2 separate regions of the Homo sapiens genome follow, and region 2 is linked to region 1. A link is an interaction called in ENCODE POLR2A ChIA-PET data of the cell type or tissue named here. Cell type or tissue: B cell. All regions are shown on one strand. Links, peaks and the distances in the headings refer to the core of each region. The heading gives the core; the rest is flanking DNA. Region 1 overlaps ARID1B (AT-rich interaction domain 1B). Region 2 has its middle 58 kb from the start of ARID1B.

The links. ChIA-PET counts read pairs that join two places held together with the same protein. Peaks named below come from ENCODE experiments on the same cell type or tissue, not always from the same donor. Only the 100,000 strongest peaks of a DNase experiment are listed, where the experiment ranks them.
Region 2: POLR2A ChIA-PET joins it to region 1 with 10 read pairs; 3 of 35 experiments call an interaction of 5 or more read pairs at or near these places.

Annotation. Positions count from the first base shown.
Region 1 is chr6:156,797,790-156,806,124 of GRCh38, reverse strand. All of the region lies in intron 1 of ARID1B (AT-rich interaction domain 1B), which reads right to left. Among named protein-coding and RNA genes, the nearest start is that of MIR4466, 22 kb to the right of the region's middle. In B cell, for the core only: no CTCF peak of the experiment used is centred there; no DNase peak of the experiment used is centred there; H3K27ac peaks cover 884 bases.
Region 2 is chr6:156,715,052-156,723,386 of GRCh38, reverse strand. No RefSeq gene overlaps it. Among named protein-coding and RNA genes, the nearest start is that of ARID1B, 58 kb to the left of the region's middle. RefSeq lists silencers at 1,658-1,952, 3,073-3,392 and enhancers at 1,550-2,098, 2,403-2,472. In B cell, for the core only: no CTCF peak of the experiment used is centred there; DNase peaks (open chromatin) are centred at 2,496 and 3,316; H3K4me3 peaks cover 1,660 bases; H3K27ac peaks cover 2,013 bases.

The sequences.
Region 1 (8,335 bases), core at 296-8,295:
GGTTTATGGTTATGATTTTGGGACCCACCATTAAACCTAATTTAGTGAATGTGACACAGAAAAAGTGGCCAATACGGAAATTAGAAATGAGCTTTCTAACTGGAGTGAGGGGGAACTCACATTACAGGGTTTCAAAGCTGAAAAATGTGGCTGGGCACAGTGGCTCACACCTGTAATCCCAACACATCAGGAGGCCAAGGCAGGAGGATCACTTGAGGCCAGGACTCTGAGACCAGTTTAGGCAACACAGCGAGACTCCATCTCCACAAAAAAATTTAAAAATTAGCTGGTTGTGGCAGTGCGCATCTGTGATTCCAGCTACTTAGGAGGCTGAGATGGGAGGATCACCTAAGCCCAGGAGTTACACGCTGCAGTGAGTTACAATGGTGCCACTGCACTCCACTGTCTCTAAAAAAAAATAAAATTAAATAAATAATTAAAAAGTTGCAAAGTATATGTAATTCTTTTTCCTATTTTTTCTTCCGTGTATGGAAAGGAAAGAAAATAAAAGCAAAGGTGACATTTGGATAGAAAAAAAATTTTCTTGTAGGCCCTCTGAGAGCAGAGAGAGCATACTCCTATAGGCAAACCAATAGCTGCCCTTCCTTGGTGAAGTGTAAACCTGCTAGGTTTCCTCAAGAATAGTAATGGTAACAATAAAAGCTGACACTCGGACAACATCCTATATGCTTTAAACATGCGACCTCATTTAATCCTCAAAATAACCCCAGAACTTAGATATTATCATTATTCCCATTTTACAAAAAATGAGTGGCAGAACTGGGGATTCAAACAGACCACTTTACTCTCGGGCCTATCCTGTCTCATTCCCTCACTACACATCCAGCACAGCAGGCTGCAGGTGGAGGCAAAGTGTCTCCACCAGATTTTCCCTAAGATTTAAATCCAATGAGCCAATACTACATCCCTGAAAAACTAGGGCCCAACCCAGAATCTCTAACTTGGCCTACTGAGTAAGCTGAGAGAGGCCTGTTCCTGCCAGAGTAGTATAAGCAAACAAATGCATAGTTATAATTAGCAATTATTAGCTAAACATCCAAGGGTTGGTAAGTGAAGTACTAAAATTTAGTGAGATGTTTACATTTGTTAAACTCTTGTCCTATTTACATGTCACTTTATAAGTACTGGCCATTAGTAATACTGCCTAATCTTTAAATTTTATATTTTAAGGGTGGGTGAAATAGGAACATTAAGACACAAAAAGGGCCAATTTCTTTTTTTTTTTTTTTTTTTTTTGCCAATCAGATCACATCTCTCTTAGTAGTAAAATTCTTCAATGGTTTCTATGACCCCTGGAATAAAATGTAATCTTTTCATGATACGTTGATATGATTAGGCTTGTCCCCACTCAAATCTTATCTGGAATTATAGTTCCCATAATCCCCATGTGTTGTAGGAGGGACTTGGTGGGAGGTGATTGAATCATGGGGATGGCTTCCTCCAGGCTGTTCTCGTGATTGTGTTAGTTCTCACGAAATCTGATGGTTTTATAAGGGGCTTCCCCCTTCGCTGGGCACTCATTCTCTCCCCTGCCACCCTGTGAAGAGGTGCCTTCTACCATGATTCTAAGTTTCCTGAGGCCTCCCCAGCCATGCAGAACTATGAGTCAACTAAACCTCTTTCCTTTATAAATTACCCAGTCTCAGGTATATCTTGATAGCAGTGTAAGAACAAACTAATACAGTAAATAAAGCTCTCTTTATGATCTGGCCCCTAATTATCAATGTAATCCAAAATTGAGGGGTGTTTTTTTTTTTGCTTTTTTTTTGAGACGGAGTCTTGCTCTGTCACCCAGGCTGGTGTGCAGTGGTGCAATCTCAGTTCACTGCAACCTCCGCTTCCAGGTTCAAGTGATTCTCCTGCCTCATCCTCCCAAGAAGCTGGAACTACAGGCGTGCACCACCACACCCAGCTAATTTTTGTATTTTCTGGTAGAGATGGGGTTTCACCATGTTGTCCAGGCTAGTCTCGAACTCCTGACCTCAACTGATCAGCCAGTCTCAGCCTCCCAAAGTGCTGGGATTACAGGAGTGAGCCACCATGCCCAGCCTTGAGGGGTGTTCTTTAGAAACATTCTCCATCATACCAGGCAATTCAACGTTACAACTACTATTACCTCTGCCACTAACATTTAATGAACACTTATTTCACATTGGATGTAAAGCTATATGCTTTACACACCTCAACTAATTTAGCTCTCTTAGCAACCACGTAAATTACGTTTCATCATCCCTATTTTGCAGATGAGGAAAACAAGGCTAAGTGTTTCCTAAACATGATGAAAAATGGCCAATTGTTTTAATATGTATTGGAAAAAAAGGTAATAACAGACACCCAGGAAAAATCTTACAGGAAAGCCCACCCAAGACAGGATGTGGAATGGGACACTTACAACTAACCCACTCAATGTGGGCAGCTGTGGAGGGGCAGGAAGAACTAGATCAAAAAAGGAATTTAAAAAAAAAAAAAAGAGAAAAAGATAAAATGAAAGCAAGAAAAAAACACACCATGAAAACAAAAATAAAGCATTCACTTGAAGAGAAAGGAGGGAAAAATCATAAATGCAAAACGAAGGCAAAGGTAAGTCTAGGTAAGTTTAAGACAGGTAAGTACAGAGGGAGGAAGATGGTGGATGGATAAAGATTTATAGATAGACACACAGCTTAGAGAACACTGAAACGAAAGGAAAGGAAAGGAAAATATTTTGGTTCTCTCTTAAAAAGGTAAGTAACAGCAACTACAATCTTTGCAAGATCCATTATTCTTCTATACTGAAAAATCACAGGAAATGTACATACATTTCTATTATACAACATTATAAATGTGGACTGAATTTCATAAATAAAATGTTGGCTCTTAAATCTTCATTGAAAAGGCTTAATAAATGTACAAGACCACATGCACGAAAATTCCATCATCTCTGCATACTAGAGTCAATCTGATAAAAAGAAAACATCGTTGCTTGGAAGTTGTATAATCAATTTCCTATACTCTTTACATATACCTATCGCTATAGCAGTAATTTAAAAAAAAACAAAATAGGTTGGGAGGACAGAAAAAAAATGTTTATACTCACACATACACCCATCAGAAATAAAAACTACATGGAAACATGCAAAAGTATAATCAGCTGCATTAGCATAAGGATCACGCTTTAATTGTTTTTCATATTTGTAGTTATAATAAAACTGTGAAACATATTGTGTACATACACAAATAACACACAGCTACATACTCATAAACACATATGTACACATATATTCATCCACCTCTTTGCTTATGAGATGCTAAAAATACTTAGAAATATAAACAATAACCCTCAACTTATACTTAGCCACAAAAAAACAATGCCAATACATAATCTTTCTCCTTATTTAAAAGCTTTGCACTCTGTATGGCACATCTGTTTTGGCCATTCAATGACCTACATTAGAAATCAAAGCCCCAGGGGCTAGGAGAGCTGTAGCCATCTAATAGGTGGGGATCTTGAGAAATCCTAACCTAAGAACCTAAATAGAAGCTTCAAAAAGAAAAGTGAAGGAACAGTCAAAAATTTGAAGTCCTCCTTATTAAACCTCTGGACATTCCTTAAATTAACATTTGATATTTTAAAACTAAAAAGTATATGATTTAAATATTTTATTATTTTTCAGGTTAAGCATTATTATTCAAACTACTAAATCCTAAAAAGAAGGGTAAAATATTCCAAGTAGAATGAAACACAATGAATGAATACGAAAGAATATGAACATAAATAACTAACATCCTTTACATATCATCAAGCTTTCAGAGACACTAAAAAATGTATTTTTGCTTCATCTAATGATGATGTGAAATAAAATGTTTGCAAACAGGAAGTTTATTTCTTCTAATCCATAGCCTACAGGACTTCCTAATTATTCCTCATAGCAACACTATAATCTAACACTTTCAGAAGGGCTGTGATTTTTCTGACATAGATGGAGGTCTCCTCGTGAAGACAAGCTGTGAAAAATTGGGTAGGAGAGAAGGAGAAAGGTGCCGTTTACACATTTATCTGCTTGGCTCACACCTTCGATAGAACAGCACCAACCAGTTAAACATTCAGTACTGCAATAATTTTGTCTCCATGCTTTTGACAATTTGTTTCACGCCTCATTTGCTATGAAGAGTTAAAACATTTTAGTCAATTTCGAGAAAGCAATTCGATTTTTTTTCCACACCAAAATGCACAATCCATTTCAACTACCAGGCCACAGGTTAAAGTTCAAACTGCAACACAGACAGAAATCAAGGACTTTCCTTCAAACATCGTGGAAGAAAAAAAACACTAACTAAACTTACATTTATTTTCAGTGGATATAAAACAAAGTGAAGTAAAACAGCCTTCCACATGTTTGGTTCCAAACAGCCTTTTCTCTACTACTAAAAAAAAAGCAAAAACACAGACCCCACCCTGCTCTTACCATCCTTAGACAATATGGCAGAACCTGGATAGATGCTTCAAGCAGAGGAAAAAATCTTTCCTTGTTTATAATGTGGTTTTAATGGTTTTTCATTATTTTTAAAGTTTAGATAACTGCAATACATTTGTACTATCAAAGATAGTTTCAAAAACAATGATGAGGCCGGGTGCGGTGGCTCACACCTGTAATCCCAGCACTTTGGGAGGGCGAGGTGGGTGATCATGAAGTCAGGAGTTTCAAGACCAGCCCAGCCAAGATGATGAAACCCCGTCCCTACTAAAAATACAAAAAATTACCCAGACCTGGTGGCGGGCACCTATAATCCTAGCTACTCAGAAGGCTGAGGCAGAGAATTGCTTGAAACCGGGAGGCAGAGGTTGCAGTGAGCCGAGATTGCACCACTGCACTCCAGAGTGGGCAACAGAGCGAGACTCCGCCTCAAAAAAAAAAAAAAAAAAAAAAGATTATTCAAGATCCTACCCTACTGACAGCCATCCAAAATTCAAGTAGCTCACATTCTACACTTGCTAAGAGCCAGGCACAGTACTAGTAGGTTTAAATTGTTATAAATACTACAAGATGCAACTCAAGAGTCTCTAGAACACTGTCCCAGAGAGCTTTCTACAGTGATGAGAATGTTCTAGATCTATTTTGCAACTTATGACAGACAGCTACTGACAACAGATTGTGCTGCTGAGCACATACAATGTGGCTAATGCCACTGCAGACATTAACTAATTTCATTTAATTAATTTTTTTTTTAAGAGACACGGTCTTTCTCTATCTCCCAGGCCAGAGTGCAGTGGCTCACTACAACCTCGAACTCCTGAGCTCAGGTGATCCTCCACCTCAGCCTCCCAGGTAGCTGGGACTACAGGCACACACCACCATGCCTGGCTAATTTTTTAATTTTTTGTAGAGACGGGGTCTTACTATGTTGCCCAAGCTGGTCTCAAACTCCTGGGCTCAAGTGATGCTCCCGCCTCAGCCTCCCAAAATGCTGGAATTACAGGTATGAGCCACCATGCCCAGCCTAATTTTAATTTATTTTATTTGCTTTTTTTTCTTTTGAGATGGAGTATTGCTCTGTCACCCAGGTTGAAGTGCGGTGGTACAATCTCAGGTCACTGCAACCTTCACCTCCAGGGTTCAAGAGGTTCTCCTCATTCAACCTCCCAAATAGCTGGGATTACAGGTGCCTGCCACCAAGCCTGGCTAATTTTTGCATTTTTAGTAGAGACGAGGTTTTACCATGTTGGTCAGGCTGGTCTTGAACTCCTGACCTTAGATGATCCACCCGCCTCGGCCTCCCAAAGTGTTGGATTACAGGGGTGACCCACCACACCCAACCTAATTTTAATTAATTTTAATTTAAATAGCCACACAAAGCTGATGGCTGCCATACTGAACAGAGCCATTTCAGAGTATACTTTTAATGCTGAAAAGGTTTTATGTTGGAAAAAGGTTCTTCAGACACATGAAATGCATCCTGATTCTGAGTTTTCTCTTTAGGAAAGGGGAATTGTAATGAAAACTAACCAAGTACAAAGATCCCCTTTCACATTCTCATCAAAAGAAGAAATACGCTTCAGTTCAAATCTGCTTTGTAACTGGTGGGACAGGAGGGATGTGTATAATAAAAGTGTTTTCCATGGCAGGGGTGGGGGTGAGGGTTCCGGGTGGGCACCTTAGAGCCATGTCACCTAGGACCCCGAAAACAAGAAAACTCATTTCACCTGCTGGCTGGGAGTCTTATTACTGCGCAGCTTCTTCAATGATTCTGTTTCACAGGTCTCTCTAACCAAATGGTATCCTCTTGGAGGGAAAGGAAGATCTTTCATCAGCTTTTCCAGTATCTTCATAGAATATCAAATGATTTGAGGCCGGGTGTGGTGGCTCATGCCTGTAATCCTCACACTTTGGGAGTCTGAGGCGGGCAGATCACTTGAGGTCACGAGTTCGAGACCAGCCTTGCCAACATGGTGAAACCCCATCTGTACTAAAAAATACAAATATTACCCAGGCATGGTGGTGCACATCTGTAATCCCAGCTACAAGGGAGGCTGAGGCAGGAGAATCGCTTGAACCTGGGAAGCTGAGGATGCAGTGAGGAGATAGCACCACTGCACTCCAGCCTGTGCAACAGAGCAAGACTCCGTGTCCAAATATATATATATCAACTGATGTGAATGCGCAAGCAAGCAATAAAAAAAATCTATCATAACGCCACCTTTCACAATGTAAATTCAGACCACTTGTCCAACTCTACTCATTCCAGTCCCTCCTGAGAGGCAATACAGCATATATGAAAAGGCAATGGGGTCAGAATGCCTGAGTGCAAACTGCAGCTGTGCCACTCGCTAGATGTGTGCCTCAAATGAGTACAGTAATAGAACCTACCTCACAGAAAATGCATATAGAGTTCTTAGCACAGTGCTTGGCACCTAGAAATTATTTGATGAATTATTTTATATTATTAATTATTCAATACTTAGTATTTCACTACAACAGCAAAACAATTGATTTCCCTTTGAGGTTCCACATATCATGAGGGAATCTGACCTACAGTCTGTAATACTTGAGACTTGAGATGGGACATGTACACGAGTTGAAATTTAAAGAGTGGTTTTTTTATAAATATATGGTAGGAAATACACACCTGTGCAGCATTAGCCATTTTAACATCAGAGAATAACCTATACACACAGAGAGAAAACTATTTCACAACTGCCAAGTTTTTTAGTATCCAATCCTGAATGACAGCTCTCAAACATAAGGTTTCAGAGGGGGTAAAGAGAAAATGTACAATTAACAACATTTACTCATGCTGACCATGCTTTAACCCAAGATTTTCGCCACACAAGTGGCAATGACCAAAACTAACTCCCCAAATGCAATAATCTCTATGAAGTTTCTCCAGACACTCAGAGATGCCTCCACCAAGCCAGCTGACTCACTACATCAAGGTGACAATCCAGTTTACCAAAGAGATCAAAGGCATCCAAAATATACTGGTAGTTCAATATATTACAAAACTAATCTTCTGGAAATATTTGTAAATAATCTTCCCCTCAGTCTACAAAGGTAGTGAAATATTCTCCACCCTCAACAAGGAGCGAGGGCAGCACAGGCTTTGGAGTTCATCTGCCTCAGGGCTGACTCCTGGTACCATCATGTAACATGGCCTTGGCCAAAGCGCATGCACCCTTCGTTGTACGTTACCTTAGAATCTGTGAAATGCAGAGGGGAAAGCCTGTCACCTAGGAGTGCTAAGGGAACTCTATCACCACCACCAGCATAATCTGAGCCCCACCGCATGCCAGGCACGACCCCAGGCACTGGGCCACAAAGAGCCAGGCGTGCTCCCGCCTTCCCCTGAGCAGCTCCAGGCCCACCGGAGAGGAGGAAGGATGGGTGGACATGCAGGGGCCCCAGGAGGGAGCGACCAGCACAGCACCCAGCAGAGAAAGCAGAGCGGCAGGCGCAGGCGCTCCACCCTCTTCCAGCAAAAGAACAACACATCAAACACCCCGCTCCTCTTCCAGCTGTCCAGAGCCTTTTTCTGGCTTCCTATCCATCTCTCGCTCCACCTACTGCAAACTGCCGCCTTCCCGACCACTCCTCTGAAGGTCACCAGTGACGAAATGACCACAATGTCAGCCCCCAGGCTTACTGGGCATTCCTCAGTGCTCACCTCAGTTGTGCATGTCTTCCTGCCCCCTGTGGAACTCTCCTCAGCTTTTCCATCGCCCTTTCTGGCTCTCTGGGTGGCTCCTCTTCATCCCTAAAGGTTGGTGCCCCCTAGAACGCCCAGGCACCTCTCCTCACCAGGCACGTGCTCCGCAGGGCAGTGTCATTGGCCTCTCAGC
Region 2 (8,335 bases), core at 47-8,046, 82 kb after region 1:
TTTAAATTCTAATTTCCAGTCCATTCAAAAAGAAGATGTGAACGAAATCAATATTCTCAATCTTTTTTTTTTTTTTTTGAGACGGAGTTTCGCTCTGTTGCCCAGGCTGGAGTGTAGTGGTGCAATCTTGGCTCACAGCAACCTCCGCCTCCCGGGTTCAAGTGATTCTTCTGCCTCAGCCTCCCAAGTAGCTGGGATTACAGGCACGCGCCACCATTCCCAGCTTTTTTTTTTTTTTTTTTTTTTTTTTTTTGTATTTTTAGTAGAGACGAAGTTTCACCATGTTGGCCAGGCTGGTCTCGAACTCCCAACCTCAGGTGATCCACCTGCCTTGGCCTCCCAAACTGCTGGGATTACAGCAGGCGTGAGCCACAGCGCCCAGCCTGTTGTTTTTTCTTTCTTTTTTTTTTTTTGAGACGGAGTCTCACTCTGTCGCCCAGGCTGGAGTGCAGTGCACAATCTCGGCTCACTGCAATTTCCGCCTCTCAGGTTCACGTGATTCTCCTGCCTCAGCCTTCTGAGTAGTTGAGACTACAGGTGTGTGCCACAGGCCCGGCTAATTTTTTTTTTTTTTTTTGTATTTTTAGTAGAGACGGGGTTTCACCGTGTTAGCCAGGATGGTCTCCATCTCCTGACATCGTGATCCGCCCACCTCGGCCTCCCAAAGTTCTGGGATTACAGGCGTGTTGGCCGCCTCGGCCAATAAGCTCACTCTTTAGGGGGCTGACCTCACCATAGTTTATCCTCCCACCTCCTTTTGTTGTGATGGTCATGCGTTTTATTGTTTGTCTTGGCCTTGGGAATCTGATTGGAGTGGGCAGATCTTCCAGAACAGAATTTTGGTGTAATTGTGGGGGCATCCCAGGGGTCTGGAATGAAGCAACCTTAAGAGAACTTCCTTCTGTTGCTCTACATTCCCGCCTGTGTCTCAGACCCTACATACAAAATCCCAGGGTCTCCGCATTGTTCCTGGGGAGACAGTCAGCACCACCTGGAAAATGACACCAAATGTCACTTCTGCAGCCAGAATTCAAAAGCATGTTAGTTGCTCCAGAGGCAGGGGATATGCAGGCAGGCAGTGTTCAGAGAAAAAAACAATAATTCCCCTCTGTTAATACAATGTAAAAATCTTAAAAACAACTATTTTGCTGGAAACGTAAAAACCTGAGAGCCAGGACAAAACGTGATTCCACATAAAGATGAGAGAAACAGAAAAGAAAGAATTAGGCCATTAGGCCGGGCGCGGTGGTCTATGCCTGTAATCCCAGCACTTTGGGAGGCCAATGTGGGTGAATCACTTGAGGTCAGGAGTTTGAGACCAGCCTGGCCAACATGGTGAAATCCCGTCTCTACTAAAAATACAAAAATTAGCCGGGCTTGGTGGCAGGCGCCTGTAATCACAGCTACTTGGGAGTCTGAGGCAGGAGAATCGCTTGAACCCGGGAGGCAGAGGTTGCAGTGAGCCGAGATGGTGCCGCTGCATTCCAGCCTGGGTGACAGAGCGAGACTCTGTCTCAGAAAAGAAAAGAAAAGAAAACAACAACAACAACAACAACAACAACAGTAAGAATTAATTGTTTTTTAAAAGATCAACTTAGATTTGTTCAGAATGTTCGTCTGACTACACAGTATTGTATCACTTTAATCAAGCATTAGCTTCTCTTCGAGTATCAGCTATCCCAAGAAGATGGGGGTGCAGGGAAGGCAGGGGTGGGGAGGTGTTGCATTCCAATCCTGCTGCCCAGAATTCGTGTCGACCCATTTCCTCATTCATGCGCTGGCCAGGAACACTCCGCTGGAACACTGTGAGTTCAGCAACTTGCATAACAAAGACAGGTCGACACCACCTAGCTCTGGAGGCAACCTTGCAGGATTGCTCCTGAGAGACGCTGGCATATGCCACAGAGGAGGAGAAAGTTCCACAAACAACCCCCGGATCTCTCCACCCAGGTCTCTCTACACCTGGTTTCTCAAGAGCAGATTGCTTAGCCAACCTTAACAATCCCAGAGGAACGCCAGGGCAAGAGGCTGGGTTCCCAGTACCTTTGCCCTAATTTATTGAGGGCTTTAAAAGTAGAAAATAAAACTTTGAACTCAACTCATCTGAAGCTTAATGATTCAGGTGTGCTACTTGCCTTCGGGGGCACCGGAGATCACTGAAGTTAAAGTGACAAAAAAAATTCTGTGAGCTGCAGAACAGAAAAGCGTGTCCAGACCCGACCCAGCTGCTTCTCCTAGCGTATTAACTTGGCAGGAGAAGCACGGAAGTCCCCTGTTCTGCCCTTGTCCTTTTCTAATGGATAGGATTTCCCCTGCTTACGGGCCTCTAATCCTCTCTCCTCTCTGGCCTTCCAGAGTGTGGAGAAAAAGTGCTCTGCTTCAAGAAGAGGGTAGAAAGATGAGGGTGAGAATGGTAGGAAAAGGAGGAAATGAAAATGGCTAGTGAGAAATACTTGGAGAGAAAAATAAAAGTCAAGGGTGAAGTCAGTTCTCATTTACACTTCATTGAAACTTAAGTTCAAATAGCTAGTCCTGCAATGAGCTCATCGACACCACTTTATACAAATATCATAGCCCACATGGGCCTTTTTCCTATCTTACTAGGGAGATATTCACAGCAACCCCATTCAGCTCTGTTAGGATCCACTGTGTTAATTTTTGTGGCAGTGTCCATGTGGTGCTTCTGCGCAGTAGGTGTTGAATGTAGTTCTGAAACTAAGATTCCACTATGACCGACTGCAAAGCAATGTAGTAGTATTTCAGCTTAGATGATATTTAAGGATAAATGTAGCCCTTTTAGTGACAGGGAAAGCTAGGCCTAAAAGGAAGGAGAGATCTTTGGCCTAGCCAAAGGGGAGGTGGGCTGCTGTCCGCACCCTCAAGCGAGAGAAGGTTCCAGGCTTTTCCAGAGTGACCTCTCTCTTCTTCCTGGGGAGGGCTCAGAGCAAGGGTTACCTTTGGATGATTTCTTCTCGCTGAATTCAGCTACTAAGCACTTTGCCTGGAAAGGAAGGGCACCTCTGAGCTATTCCTACCGACGCAGTGTGTGCACGTGTGTGTCTGTGTGCATGTGTGTGGGCGTGTGCATGTGCGTGTGTGTTGCTCCTGACAGGTCCTGAGTGCAGTGCAGAACCACGCAGCGCGCAGCGGGAGGCCTGCAGCCGCTGGGCGTTTTCCCAGGCCGGCCTGCGGCGCGGCCGGCCTCCTGGGCCGGTGCTGGGCGGCTGACACATGCACCAGTTTCGCTGGGTCGGCGCCTCCCCGGGGAGCGGGTGCGGGGCGGGAGAGGTGAGTTGAGCAACAGGGCCCGCCCCGCCCCCGTCCTGGGCCGGCTCTGCGCAGAGGAAGCGTCTGGAACGCCGGCACTGGTGTGTGGCTTTCCCAGGGCGTGTGGTGTGTAAACAAAATTGTTGTCAATCAGGTCGCGTCTTTGAAGGCTCCGAGGGAGCCTGTGAGTTCCAGAAGCCCCGCGGTGGATCCCTGTGTGGACGCAGAGGCTTTTTGCTGGGCGCACACGCACCCCCACCCCCGACAACGTAGATCTTTACTAATTTCAGGGTTTGTGACCTCTCACCTTTAGTCTTTAGTTTCTCTCCTCAGCCCTCCTTTCTGATGATCTTTACCGCCCTGTAACCCTACGTTTCCCAGTCGCCAGAGCTGCTGAGACCGCGTGGCCATGAGGTGGAATTTCCCAGCTTTTTAAACCGGGGCTTTTACCCCCAAGACTGTGGTAGATGGGTCACAGAAAGGACGAGAACGTTCCCAAACCCTCCAGCCTTTGAGACAGAGTGTGTGCTTTAAGAGACGTTAATGGCAGGGCGCGGTGGTTCATGCTTGTAATCCTAGCACTTTGGGAGGCCGAGGTGGGTGAATCACCTCAGGACAGGGGTTCGAGGCCAGCCTGGCCAACATGGCGAAACAACATGGCGAATTTTTAGTCTCTACTAAAAATACAAAAAATTAGCCAGGCCTGGTGGCGGGCACCTGTAATCCCAGCTACTCAGGAGGCTGAGGCAGGAGAATCGCCTGAACCCGGGAGGCGGAGCTCGCAGTGAGCCAAGATCGCACCACACTCCAGGCTGGAGTGTGGAGACAGAGGGAGACTCCGTCTCGGAAAAAAAAAAAAAAAAAAAAAAAGAGAAGTTGATACAAAAAAAAAAAAAACCCAAAAAACAAAAAAACAAAAAAAAAAAACAAAACCAGAGTGTGGATGCCTTGGAACACCCACCTGTGATCCTTGCGGAGCGGGGGTCTTCACCCTGGGGGGTGGACTCTTTGGGGACTGGGTCACCCCTTATTTCTCCGGAAGAGACAAATATATTTCACTGGGGATGAAATGGTTTCTGTACATAATTTAAATAGTGTTTTGGGGGTCCTAGGCATGCAAAATGCAGCTTGACTTGAAGGTGTAATTCTCCTTAAGGGAAAATGTGGAATGCGCCGAGTGTTTTCCTTACCTGCTTTTCAAGCTAGCTTGACTCTGTGTCACTAACGAAGCTGTTGAACCGCGTGCAGATGTGTAATCCAGCCCCTGGCGGAGTCGGCCACACTGTGCTGATTGGCTCTGCCAAGCCTGGAAGCTGGGCTGAGTCACCCAGGGGCTGCTCTAGCCGTGGATTTCCCTCTAAATTTAGAATATGTTGGTAGAATAAAATGACTACCACTTTTTACAGATTCAATGTCTTCACTAACTCCCTCTTTTAGACATATTTTTTTTTAGGAAGGGAAGTGTTTTGTCTTAATTTTTCCCTCTGATGGAGATACTTTGGGTTTTAAACAAAATTGAGTAATAATGACAATAAAATATTGTCATTAAAAATCATTTCTGTTTTTGGAGAAATTATATGTTCTGGTTTGGAAATCCTGTTTTTGCCAGAAATAAAAATGTAAAAATATTTTTCCAAATTATTCCTGAAGTTTATGATTGTACCTTCAACTAATTACATTCTCAGAGACACATTTAAATTAAATTTTAATTTTAAAATTTCATTATATGAGTACTACTTTTAAATTATGAAACATTTCAGGCATACAAAAACCTACAGAGAATTTTATAATAAACATATGTAGGCTGAGGTGGGAAGATCACTTGAGCCAGAGAGTTTGAAGCTGCCGTGAGCCAGCATTGTGCCACTGCACTCCAGCCTGGGCAACAGAATGAGACCTTCCCTCAAAAACAACCCAAAACAAACAAACAAACAAAAACCCATATGTAGTCCACTACATAGCCCAAGAGATAAGGCTTTACAGATGTAATCGAAGCCCCCACCACTGACGTTTCCTCCTTCCTAATCTCATTTTCCTTCTTCAAATTCCAGAGATAAATATTACCTTACACTGGGTGTTTATCGTTCCCAGGCATTAAAAGGTTTACTACATATGCACAGGCGTATACACATACACAGTACACCATAAAGTGTTAGTTTGCATTTCAAACAATTTTTATATGAACGATATCATACTGCACTTACATTTCTACAGTTGGCAGCTGTATCGCTCCAGCTATATCACAATATTTTTCTGATATATACACATTGATGACAGCAGCTCTGCTGCCGAAGCGTCCTTTGTCTAGAATGGCCATGCTTCTGTTGATGGATATAAGTTGTTTACATCTTTTTTTTTTTTCCGGACAGGGTCTTGCACTGTCATCCAAGCTGGAGTGCAGTGGCATGATCTTGACTCATTGCAGCCCCAACCTCCAGGGCTCAAGTTATTCTCCTACCTCAGCCTCCCAAGCAGCTGGGACCACAGGTGTGTGCCATTACACTAGGCTAATTATTTTTTATGTTTCTTAGGGAGGAGGTCTCATATGTTGTCCAGGCTGGTCTCAAACTCCTGGGCTTAGGCAATCCTCTGGCCTTGGCCTCCTGAATGTTGGGATTATAGGCATGAGCCACTGCGCCTGGCCTTGTTTCCACTTTTTCTCTATTATAAACCGTGTTGCTGTGAACCTTCTTGTATGTGTTGCATTGTGCATGTGTAAAGACTTTCATCCAGGAGTGGAAATGTTTCAGGATTTTAAGTATACAATCTACAACTTTATTAGATACTGCCAAATTGTTCTCCACAGTCACTAGTTTTACATTTTCACTGTAGAAACATAAGAAATACAGATTAGATGAGAAAAAAAAGGAAAAGTCACTCCCCATCTCTACATTCAGAGAAACCCACTTCTAACTACTTCAAAATCTTTTTGGTATATAAACTTCCAGGTTTTTCTGTGCCCCCCCCCCTACAGAATCCAGTATACCTTATATGTCTCTATATATGTAGATATAAATGCAGCATATCATATATGTACACATAAATACATTATATGTCATATGTATACATTCATATATAATATATACACAGAAACACATGTATATATGTGTGCATCTGTAGCTCTGTGTTATGTATATATTTATAATTATTAATGTTTGGGGATCCTATATTTTTAAATTTAATATAACATTAATGTATAATAATATAGTGAACATTTCATTGTGTCACTAAATATTCATTTAAAAATACAATTTTAATGGCTGCAAATGAGTTCTGTGTAAGAATATTTCTTTGGTTTATTACTATTCACCTATTAAATATCTAGGTAGTAATTTCTCACTCCTATACAAAGTGCTGTGATGAAGTTCAACCAAAGCTTTTTTTTTTTTTTTTTGAGACAGAATCTTGCTCTGTTGCCCAGGGTGGAATGCAGTGGCGCGATCTCAGCTCATTGCAATCTTTGCCTCCCAGGTTCAAGCGATTCTCCTGCCTCAGCCTACCGAGTAGCTGGGATTACAGGCGCATGCCGCCACACCCAGCTAATTTTCTTTCTTTCTTTTTTTTTTTTTGAGACCAGTCTCGCCCTGTCCGTGCAGTGGCGCAATCTCGGCTCACTGCAAGCTCCGCCTCCCGGGTTCACGCCATTCTCCTGCCTCAGCCTCCCGAGTAGCTGGGACTACGGGCGCCCGCCACCAAGCCCTGCTAATTTTTTGTATTTTAGTAGAGACGGGGTTTCACCGTGTTGCCCAAGCTGGTCCTGAACTCCCGAGCTCAGGCAATCTGCCCGCCTCGGCCTCCCAGAGTGCTGGGATTATAGGCGTGAGCCACCGCGCCCGGCCTGTACTTCACTTTTTTTGAGTCTCAATTTACATCATCTGCAGAATGGAACTAACGGAAGTAATAACTAACATTTATCGAAGGCTTATGAGAAAGCAGCAACTGCTTGGAGTACTTCACATGAATTATTTAATGCGACATCTCTGTCAAGTATATACCACTATTACTCCTATTCTATAGATGACTAAGCCGAGGTAGAGAGAGCTTCAATAAATTACCCAGATTACAATCAATAATTGGCACAGCCATGATTCAAACTTGCAGACTCTGCCCTCAGAGCCTGCCACTCCCTTTTAAAGACATTTTATCACATTTGCTTTCTCTGTTTCTCTCTCTTTCTCCTTGTCTCTCTCCACGTTTTTGTTTGTTTTTTGCTGAACCATTTAAAAGTTGTAGACATCTTGACATTTCACTCCTAAATACTTCAGAATTGTCACACAATAAAATTAACACTAATATCACCTAACCCTAACATACAGTCCAGTGTGTGTGTGTGTGTGTATGTGTGTGTACATGTCTCCCAGAAACAGAATACCTGGGATAAGGGGTGTGTGCACCACCTTTGCTAGGTAATACACATTTCTTTCCAACAAGCTTTGCCCATTTAGACACCTCCCCCCATACCAATTTGTATGAGAGTTTCTGTAGTTTTACATCCTCATCAACACTTGGTATTGTCAGACTACAAATTTTTGCTAATCTGATGGGGTGTGAAATGGTGTCTCATTGTGGCTTTAATTTGCACTTTCCTGATTATTTATGAGGTTGAACTTATGAGACTATTCTCTTTTCCCTCTTATATGAAATGCCTGTTCATTTCTTTTACCCATTAAAAAAAATGGTTTGCTTGTCTTGAAGGCTTTTCTTTTTAAGATGGAAACTGGCATGACGAATTCTTACTGTAACCTCTGGTTACTCAATGGCTTGGCATCACAAATAAATAAATGGTCCATGGAGAATGAAGCTGAAAATAGAGGAATGCTTTCCTAAAAGTGATTACTTGGAAATTTGGATTTCAAAGGTGGAAATGAAGCATACAGCTTCATGCTGAATAGCAAAATATACCAATACTTAAAAAATTTCACAAGTAGCAGAAATAGCAGCAGTGTTATATTTAAGTAAGAGAGATGAGTTGAATTCCGTGTCCTATTTCCCACCTGTCCTATTTCCAGGCGTTAAAATCTAAGTCATGAGGATGGTTGTAAGAATGAACTCCAAGTGCGTCTCCTGC